Regions from separate parts of the Homo sapiens genome. Here region 1 is linked to region 2. The links are chromatin loops, found by intact Hi-C in ENCODE. Cell type or tissue: CD14-positive monocyte. All regions are shown on one strand. Links, peaks and the distances in the headings refer to the core of each region. The heading gives the core; the rest is flanking DNA. Region 1 overlaps LOC124904522 (a long non-coding RNA gene). Region 2 has its middle 57 kb from the start of TLR5.

Region 1 (5,380 bases), core at 236-5,235, 52 kb after region 2:
AGAATGTCCAGGAAGGACAAACAGTGGCTCACACCTAGCCTGTAATCCCAGTATTTGGGGAAGCTGAGGCGGGGAGATTGCTTGCATTCAGGAGTTGAAGACCAGCCTGGGCAACATAGGGAGACCTCGTCTCTACTAAAAATCAAAAAAATTAGCTGGGAGTGGTAGTGCTTGCCTGCAGTCCCAGCTACTTGGGAAGCTGAGTGAGGAGGGAGGATGGCTTGAGACCCTATCTAAAAAAAAAAAAAAATATATATATATATATATATATATATATATATATATATATCTCCACCAGGAAGAAGCAGCCAGCTCAGTTTCTGGGAAATGAAAAGCTTTGCTTTGGCAAAAAGAGAAAGGAAATTTTTTAAAAAGGAGAGAAAAAAGGGTGGAGAAAGGGAAAGCAGAAGGAAGAGAAGAAGGAAGCAATTGACATCCAACAGGGGATATTTCCACAACAACAGAAGGTTGAAATCTAGCCCTGAACAAAATGGACATCAATTCACCTAAGTGGAGTGTGAGCAAAGCCAAGTAGCTATTTCTTTCCTGACCTAGGGTATTGGCCAAAGGATTCTTCTGAGATTCAGTTATAAAACAGGAATTACACTGCTTTTGTCATATCCCTGAGTCCTCCAACTGTTTCATGCTGTCAAGTAATTGACAGTCCTGAGGAGCTCCAAAATAACCATGCCAAGAGGCTATTAGAAACATTCACTCCTCAGATCTGAGGCCAGCGGTAGACAAGGCCATCCTAGCTGTCCTCTCTATGGGTTCCTTTTCCGTGGAATGCAGCCAACTGGCCCTGGAGAGGGGACAACCAGAGTCACCCATAGTTTCTTCCAGGGCTTTCAAATTACATGACACATCAGTGGCACCACAGAACCCCAGAAGCCTGAAGCTGCCACAGAGAATGTCCACTCCCTACATCCCCAAAGCATGGTTCCCATGGGCATGATGAAGAACCAGGAGTCTTCGCCCTTCTTTGGGTCACTCTTTTGTTCCACACTTATTAAGCATTCATCATGTGTCATACCCAGAGCCAGGGATGTAAAGAAAACTCTGGAAAGAGCTCTGCTTTCTTGGAGCTCACAGCCTGGCAGGGGCAGTGAACAGGATCGAATTTAGATTCAAGGTGAAAAGTATAGCCAATGACATGAATGAGGTGCTACGGCAGCACAGGGTGGAAGTCGAGATTGATTTGAGCCAAATGTGCCAGGTAACAAAGTCAAGGAGGCTTTATTAAATCCAGGCAGGAGGTCAACTGGGTAGGGAAAGTATGTCATAATCCTATTTTAAAGACTTCACATGATCTCTATCACCTACTCTGCCCTTAGGTCATTGATGACCTGCTATATTTATTTTCTTCTATTGCATAACAAAATACAAGAAATTTATTGACATAAAACATTAGCCTTTTATTATCTCACAGTTACAAGGAGTCAGGAATCCAGGCATAGTGTGGCTGGGGTCTCTGCTCAGAGTCTTACAGACTGAAATCCGGGTGTTTGCTGGGCTGAATTCCTTCTGGAGCTTGGGGTTGTGGGCAGAAACCAGTTCCTTGTAGCTGTAGAAATGACATCCTATTTTGTCTTTGCTGGTTGGTGAGAGTCACTCTTAGCCTTTGAAGGGGGCCATGCGGCTAGGACCTGAGGTAAGTAGTTCATAACAAGGCCATTTGCTTCTTTGGGGCCAGCTGTGAATTACTAGACAGTCTGCTCAGATGGAGTCTCATATAACAGCACCTAATCAAGGGAGCAGTGATCCCATTATAGTCACAGATCCCACCCACAAAAATGGAGAGGGGTGCCAAAGATGGGAATCTCGAGGGCCATCTCAGAATCAGGTCTGCAAACCTGCAACTTGTCGCATCCAGTCGGGAAACTTCACTTCTTTTGGTATTTGACTCTAGAACAGTTGGCACCATTGGCCACTCCCACCTTGAAATTCATTCAATGACTCCTATTTATTTATTATTTTTATTTTTTATTTTTGGCTCTCACTATGTTGCCCAGGATGGAGTGAAGTGGCTATTTCTAGGTGTGATCATTGCACACTACAATCTTGAGCTCCTGGGCTCAAGCATGGGACACTGAGCCCAGCCCAGCTTATCCATTCTACTTTTGATGACCATTTGAGGGATCTCTAGTTTGGTGATTTGTATTAGTTATCTTGCTGTGTGACAAATCATGCCAAAACACAGTGGATTAAAACACCATGTATTATGTGACAGTTTCTGTAGATTGAGACTCCAGGCATGGACTCTTGGCTAGGTCCTCTGGCTCTGGTCTCTCACAAGACTGTAATCAAGGTGTTAGCTGGGGCTATGGTCTCATCTTAAGGCTTGAGCTGGGGATGATTCGATGCTGAATTCGCTTAAGTGGTTGTTGGCAAGAACCATTTTATCACAGGCTGTTAGACTGATGGCTTCAGTTCCTCACCAGCTGTTGGCAAGAGGCTTCCCTTGAGTCCTTGCCATATGGGTCCTTCCATAGGGCAGCTGACAATATGACAGCCAGCTTCATGAGAGCAAGCACGCAAGAGGGCCAGAGAGAGAGTGTGAGCAAGGCAGAAGTCACATCCTTTTGTAATCTAATCTCAGAAGTGATATCCCATCAATTTTGTCATGCTCTATTTGTTAGAAGAAGTTGCTGGGTCCAGTTCACACTTAAGGAGAGAAGATTACAGAAAGGCATGAATATCAGGAGGCAGAAATCTTAGGGAGCCATCATAGAAGCTGTCTAGTACAAAGGATATAACAAACAATGCTGCCTTACAGATTTTCGTATATATATTGTGGCATATGAGCATATCAGGTTATGCACCTAGGCATGGAGTTCCTAGGTCTTAGGGCATGTGAATCTTCAAGTTTCCATGACAGTGCCAAACTTCTACCAAGTGGTTATACCAATTCACATTTCCACTAGCAACAAGTGAGAATTCTGTTTGCACCATATCGTCACCAACACTTTTTATTGTCAGACATTTTATTTTTGGCCAATATGATTTATATAATATGTGATGTATTATAGCTTTAATTTGCATTTCTAAGATTTCTAATGAGGTTTGGTACTTTTTCATTTATTTATTGGTCATCTTATATTTCCTCTTTTATGAAGTATCTGCCTGTATCTTTTGTCCATTTTTCTACTGACTTTTCTTACTGATTTGTATGAGTTCTGAAGATAATCTGGATGCTTGGGCTGTGGCAGTTATATGTGTTGCAAGCATCTCTCTGGTTTTGTTTCCTATCTTTTTATTCTTTTAAATATGTCTTTTGATGAACACAAGGTCTTCATTTTAAGGCAGTTGAATTTATCAATCTTTTCCTTTATGAACTCTTGGACTAAGCCTGTCTTCTAGCTATTGTTTTCCGCCTATGTCTCCAACTGTCCCCCCATCTTTGATCCCCCCATTGTCTCCATATAAACATCTTTTCTATGCTCTGGACACATGACTTCAACTGCTCACTCGATGGCTCCACCTCCATATCCCACAGTCAGTCCAACACCAGTTTATCCCAAAATGAACTCATCCCTCCAAGTTCACCTTCCGCCACCCTACCACCCCTAGCTTGTATTTCCTAACTCCATGACTGACACAACTATCCACCAATCACAAAGCCAGTGTCTTGTGAATTTGCCCTGACTGCTCTTTCTCTTATAAGGATCCAGTTTTTCTGATTCTACAATCTAAACCTTGCCCCACTCTGTCTTCTCCTCTACATCTCCAGTGCCAGAATGTAAGTTCCATGAGACCAGGGACCTTGTCCAGCTTGTTCATTACCACAATATCAGTAAGGGATGGTGCTTAACAGCATGAATTTTGCAGCCCAATTACCTGATTCAAATCCTGACTCCATCAATTATTAGGTATCTAAGTAAGTGGAAGTTATATGACCTCTTCTCCCGCAGTTTCCCCATTGGTAAAATGGGGGATGATAATAGTACTGATTCATAGGGTTGTGGTGAGGGTTGAATCAGTTAATGCATGTATAGTATTTAGAAAAGAACAGGACACATGGTAAGCACTCAATAAATATTGACTATTAATATTATACCCTACCACCTAGCATGGGATGGGGTATAATATTATGCATCAAAATATATTTTAAGCATCAACAAATATTTATCATCAAAAAACTAACCATCAAATAATATATATCAACAGAGATGAATGAATGCCACTGCTTTAATTTAGACTCTTATTATCGTTGCTTAGACAATTGCTGTAGCCTCCTAACTGGGCTTACTTTCTGCTAACCATCCCATCCCCCATTCCATTCATTTTACACACTGCCATTAGGGTTATAACTTCTTGTCTATAAATATGAAGGTGTGGTGCCACTCCATTGCTTAACACCATCCAGTGGATCCCCAAGCCCTACAGGGAGGCAGAGCATAGCCCAGACTCCTCAGCAGAACACATGTGCATGAACGTGGGATCTGGTGATTGCCTACCTACCTCTTCAACCGCCTCCATCCTTCACACAACCTGCGCTCCATTTACCAAACCACTGGCAGTTCCCCAAATGAGCCACATTCCTTCATTCGTCTCCTGCCCAGAATGCCCTCCCTCTGTCCCGTCCAGGTGACAAAGTCATCTTTTTCTTTTTCACCAAGTCCCAGATATAGGCACTCCCAGGCAGAGTTAGATACCTATATTATTGCAGCATTTATCAAATTACACTATAACCATTTATTTACATGTCCAACCCTACTCCCCCAGGCTGCAAGCTCCTGAGAGCCAGATCGTATTTAGATTTGTATTTCTGGCAAGAAGCACAAGGGCTACGGAAGCTTAATACACATTTGTTGAATGGATGGTTAGTTTTAAGAAGTACCTAATAAACCTTGGTATTTGTATTTCCTTGAATCTTGTTTTGGTTGCTACCTTTTTTAATGGAAATAGTCACTACTGCTTATGTTTACAAGTTTATTGAGTTCTAATTTTATCTTTTAAGATAAAGATTGCTGATATCATTCATTCACTCATTCATTCATCAATAAATATTTATAGGGAGACACTTGTCAGATACTGGATTTGAAGTGAACAAATCAGACATGGCCCCTACCCTCGTGAGGCTTACAGTCTATTAAATCTATTAAGTATGAAGGACAGGCTGACCTTGAACCAATAAACATGTCCATGTAAAATCATAAATTGAAATGAGAGTTGTGAAGGAAAAGAATAGGTTATAAAGAGGAAGAATAATGGGAGGGACCTAATTTAATTAGAAGAGTTAGGGAAGTTCTCTTTGAAGAAGTTACATTACAGGGAACACTAAAATGTGGGTAGGAGTGAGCTACGCAAAGTCATGGAGAAAGAGTATTCCAGGTAGAAGAAATAGCATGCGTGAAGACCTTAAGCAAGTGGAAGGCAG
Region 2 (5,380 bases), core at 229-5,228:
CCTATGGGAGTCTGCCTCCCACTCCTCCCCCCACGCACAAGCACAGGGTGCCCACTGTGCCCAGGAGCTGCATTACCCAGTGCCTCCATTCTTCACACTTACCCACTGGCCAGGGCCTGACCACAGTCCCATCTGGCCCACTTCCCTCCCAGATCACCACGTTGTCCCGCTCCCACTCCTTCCGTTAGCTTCAACTCCTGAAGGCTCCCCGTCACCCTCCCCTCCCCATCCCTGCTCTGCCCAGGGACTCAGAGAGCCCCCCACTGCACTGGGGAACGGAGTACAGCCTGCAGCACCTGGAGCTCCTCATTCAGACAACAGAGGAGGCAGAGGCCAGTGCACAGCCAGCACCCAGGAGAAAGGAGCTGACCTCGCTGAAGAGCATCAGAGGAATCCCCGAAGGACAGCGGCTCCTAAACTCGATTCCATATGACCTGGACAGCCCAGACTGGGAGCGGTAGGAAAGAAGAGTGAGGGATCAGTGGGGGAGGGAGAGGGGAGTCACGGAGAGCAGAAAGCTGGAGGAGGAGGGAAAAAGGGAGGGGAGGTGGTATATGGAGAAGAGGTGGAACCTGGCAGGAGAAAGAGCCCCCACCACCCCAGGGCTGGCCTGCAACCTGGCACTCTCAGAGCAGACAGACAAGTACCCTGGGCCCCACCTCACCACCTGCACACCTGCTCAGCATGTTGGTCAATCCCTGTTCCCAAGCATGATCACCAAGGCAGCACCATGCTTCATGACTCAGGCGGCACGGCTGGGAGGCTGATTCCCTGCCAAGTCCCCTCTGAATGCTGATTTGGCTGAAGGGAGAGACACAACCCTCTCCTACTGGACTCCTCAAAGGTCAGATAGAGCCTGGCCCATTACTGTCTCTATTGATTTTCCTTCTCCCCAACCCCACAGGCCAGGGCAGTCTAGTGCTTCATAAAGGAGCCGGGAAGGCAGCTCGGGTGTAGGAAGAGCATGGGAGGGGGAGTCAGGAAAAGGACTCCTACCATGGTTCAGCTGTCTGGGCCTCAGTTTCCCCATCAGGAGAGAAGAGAAGTGAACACTGATGGCTCCTAGGGTCCCTCTGGCTCTGATATTCTCTGCTTCTACTTCCTTCAGTGTATGCTCCATATGAGCACAAGGAACATAACATGGCCCAATTGGCTCAGAGTATAATTTCTGAGTCTCTGAATGCCTGCGTGCCACTAGGAGCAAGCTGTTAGGTCTGGGAGCTCTGGGTAATGATGAAGAAACATGAAGGATGAGCATGGAGAAAGAGTCACGTGTTGGCTGAGCTGGGGTGGCCAGGCATAGTGTAGGACCAGCCTGGTGCCCGTCACATTGGGTCCTCCCATGGCCTGAGGGAAAAATCCAGGGCTGCTTTGGGAGGAGGCATCCCACTTGGATGCTGGCAAAAAAAAAAAACATTGCCTCCAGCCCTCCCGTGTAAGCTAGTTTCCTCATTGGTAAAATGGTCAAAGCCAACCATTTTGAAAGTGCAGTATTTTATTTTATTTTGTTTTATTTTATTTTATTTATTTGTAATTTATTATTTAATTTTTGTATTTTTAGTAGAGATGGGGTTTCATCATGTTGGCCAGGCTGGTCTCGATCTCCTCACCTCAAGTGATCCACCAGCCTCAGCCTCCCAAAGTGCTGGGATTACAGGCATGTGCCACCGCACCCGGCCGAAAGTGCAGTATTTAACAGTCTGAACGGGATACTTTGTCTGCAAAGATCTGAGAAAGAGAAAGTGAGAGGAGGAATTGACTGTGGGCTGACTCCTCATGGTGCCACTGTGGGACTCCCTGACGTTCACTATCTTGCAAAATCCAATGATCCAATGATGTCACTGGAGGTCCTGTGACTGGGTCAAGCCCACCCTGCTGTACTTGAATTCAACTTTTCCTGATTCTAGACCAATCTCTGTCAGCCTTAAATGGGCTAAAAGTGGCAAAAGTTCCTGTGAATTGGCAAGACCTGGGCTGTCCTATCTTCCTCATAAAGCTGAACTCAGGCTGGGTTCCCAAGGCACCTAGAGGAAGGCATGTCATGCCAGCCTGGCACCAGGGCACAGGAGGTGAGGCAAAGGGCTCCTGTGTTAGCTCTCCTTGATCATGTATTTATTTGACAATATTTTTGGAGTGCCAGGGATTGTGAGAGATCCGGGGATTCAGGGTAAACAAGAGTGACAAGGACAGCCCTTAGATCACTTAGAGAGCAGAGGAGACAAGCACAGGGCAAATGCAGCCATACACCAAGCATGATGGTAGGGGACAAACGGTTTGCCCACGGAGGCTCCACCAGGGTCCCCAAGCCTTCTGCCAGCTGCCGGGGGCCTTGTGGCCATGTTGAGGAGGGTGGGCTTCATCTCTAGGGCAGCAGGGAACCATAGGAGGGTTTTGGGAGCTCTCCCAACGCACAGTGTGGCATGAAGCAAGACTGGGGAAGGGAAGCCGCGAGGGGGCTGCGCTGAGAGGCATTGTGGCTGGGCAAGGCACGTGGGAAAGGGACTGGACTGGAAATCATCATTCTCAGTAAACTATCGCAAGAACAAATAACCAAACACCACATATTCTCACTCATAGGTGGGAACTGAACAATGAGAACACGTGGACACAGGAAGGGAAACATCACACACCGGGGCCTGTTGTGGGGTGGGGGGAGAGGGGAGGGATAGCATTAGGAGATATACCTAATGTTAAATGACGAGTTAATGGGTGCAGCACACCAACATGGCACATGTATACATATGTAACAAACCTGCACGTTGTGCACATGTACCCTAAAACTTAAAGTATAATAATAAAAAAATTAGCCAGGTGTGCTGGCACATGCCTGTAGTCCCAGCTATTAGAGAGGCTGAGGCAGGAGAATCGCTTGAATCTGGAAGTAGAGGCTGCAGTGAGCCAAGATCGCACCACTGCACTCCAGCCTGGGTGACAGAGCAAGACTCTGTCAAAAAAAAAAAAAGAAAAAAGAAGAAGAAGAAGAAGAGGAGGAGGAGGAAGAAGAGGAAGAAGAGGTAGAAGAAGAAGGAGGAGGAGGAGGAAGAAGAAGAAGAAGAAGAAAAGACGAAAGAGGAACCAAACACCGCATATTCTCACTCATAGGTGGGAATTGAACAATGAGATCACATGGACACAGGAAGGGGAACATCACACTCTGGGGACTATTGTGGGGGGGGGAAGGGGGGAGGGGGGAGGGATAGCATTGGGAGATACACCTAATGCTAGATGATGAGTTAGTGGGTGCAGCGCACCAGCATGGCACATGTATACATATGTAACTAACCTGCACAATGTGCACATGTACCCTAAAACTTAAAGTATAATAAAAAATAAAATTAAATTAAAAAAAAAGAACAGAAGAAAGAGGAAGAAGAGGAAGAGGAAGAGGAAAAGGAAGGAGGAGGAAGAGGAGAAGGAGGAGAAGAGAAGAAGGAAAAGAAGGAGGAGAAGAGAAGAAGGAAAAGAAGGAGAAGAAGGAGAAGAAGGAGAAGGAACAACCAGTGGTGGAAAGCACTCAGGACACATAACGTTGCTCCAGGAATGTACAGCTCTGCAAGTCTGGCTGCTGAAGCTGCTGGTTGTAACCTGAGGCCAGTTGTTCACATAGCTGCTGAGCTAACTTGCTGCAACTATGGGACTACCTTCATGGCTTTTGCCCATCTTCATGGCTCACCAGTCAGAGCTTGCCAGTTCCCAGGGCTTTGCTAATACCAGTGAACTTTCTCCCAATAACACATGTAACATTTCCCTTTTTTTATAAAACCCCCAACCTTCTCTTTGTTCTTCAGGCATACCATCTTCAGAAGACCACTCTGTCTGTGTGTATGCCGTGAATTGCAATTCTTTCTTCCCAAATAAAATGCTACATTTCGAGATTCATCTCTCTATTTTTATTTTGGTTCATCTCCACTTTTTTATTTTGACTTCAACAGTAGACAAGGAAACAATTCACACAGACAACTTTTTTCCAATTTTAAAATTTTCTAAAAGTATTAAATTTTTTAAAATTTTGATAAAATATGTATTTTGTAACATAAAACCATCTTAACCATTTTTAACTGCATATTTCATCAGCATTAGGTACACCCACATTGTTGTGCAACCATCACCACCATCCATTTCCAGAACTCTTCATCTGGTGAAAGTGAAACCCTATACCCACGAAACAATATTTCCCTGTTACCTGCTACCCCTGGTCCCTGGTAGCCACCATATTCTACTTCCCGTCCCTATGACTTTCACTATTCCACGTACCTCAAAGAAATGGAAGTATATGGTGCTTGTCTTTTTGTGTCTAGCTGATTTCACTTAGCATACTGTCCTCAAGTTTCATCCAGCAAGTTGTAGCTTGACATAAGTTGTAGTTTGTGTCATAATTTCCTTGCCTTTTATGGTCAACTAATATTCCTTTATATGGATAGACCACATTTTGCTTATTTAGTCATCCGTCAATGGACACTTGGGTTGCTTCCAGCTTTTGGCCATTGTGAATAATGCTGCTATAAACATGGTGTACAAGTATATCAAGACCCTGCTTTCAATTCTTTTGGATATATACCCAGAAGAGGTATTACTGGATCATATGGTAACTTTAGTTTTAATTTTTTGAGAAATAGCTATACTGTTTTCCATAGCTAAAAGTTTAATATTAAGAAAGAATGACAGAGAAGGAAAGGAAAGGAAAGAAAAGGAAATGAAAGGAAAGGAATGGAAAGGAAGAAGGAAGGAAGGAAGAAAAGAAAGAAAGAGAAAGAAAGAAAAAAGAAAGAAAGAAAGAAAAAGAGAGAGAAGGAGGGAGGGAAGGAAGGAGGGAGGGAGGAAGGGAAGGAAGGAAAGAAAGAAGGAAGGAAGGAAGGGAGGGAGGGAATGAGGGAGGAAAGGAGGGAGACATGTTGGCAAGCATGTGGAGACACTGGAACCCCTGTGCACTGTTGCTGGGATGTGAAGTGGCGCAGCCGCGGTGGAGAAGGGTATGGCAGTTCCTCATAGAGAGGAGGGAACAACAAGGCAAGATGCCGACAGGTATACCTGCTTGAAGCTGATGGCCTCACCAATGGCCACAGGAAAAGAGGGATCTATCCAGAGGATGAAAGGTGCAGACAAGGTGGGCCCGATACAATGCGTTAGTCATCCTTGTATACTTAGCACATGGATGTGGCCTGGAGATAGTGCTCAAGAGATAATTGTCAAATATCTCACATTCATATGGCACTTACCATATGCCTGGCACAGTCACTGGGCTTTCATATATTAATTCGTTATTTAACCCTCACAACAACCCTATGTATGCTGTTATCTCCCCATTGTACAGATCAGGAAGCAGAGACAGAAGCAAGTTTAGTCATGTGCCCAGGGTCACACGGCTGGTAAATGGTGAAGC

Evidence for each region. Hi-C counts contacts between places; a loop is a spot of excess contacts. Peaks named below come from ENCODE experiments on the same cell type or tissue, not always from the same donor. Only the 100,000 strongest peaks of a DNase experiment are listed, where the experiment ranks them.
Region 1: it touches region 2 in a loop (4-fold over the local background); 11 of 110 quality-filtered maps call a loop at or near these places.

Annotation. Positions count from the first base shown.
Region 1 is chr1:223,145,172-223,150,551 of GRCh38, reverse strand. It overlaps LOC124904522 (a long non-coding RNA gene), which reads right to left. Exons shown (of 2, transcript XR_007066895.1): 2 at 1,395-2,664. Among named protein-coding and RNA genes, the nearest start is that of TLR5, 4.6 kb to the right of the region's middle. In CD14-positive monocyte, for the core only: no CTCF peak of the experiment used is centred there; no DNase peak of the experiment used is centred there; H3K4me3 peaks cover 78 bases.
Region 2 is chr1:223,197,503-223,202,882 of GRCh38, reverse strand. No RefSeq gene overlaps it. Among named protein-coding and RNA genes, the nearest start is that of TLR5, 57 kb to the right of the region's middle. In CD14-positive monocyte, for the core only: no CTCF peak of the experiment used is centred there; DNase peaks (open chromatin) are centred at 3,062, 3,612 and 4,152; H3K4me3 peaks cover 1,472 bases; H3K27ac peaks cover 1,983 bases.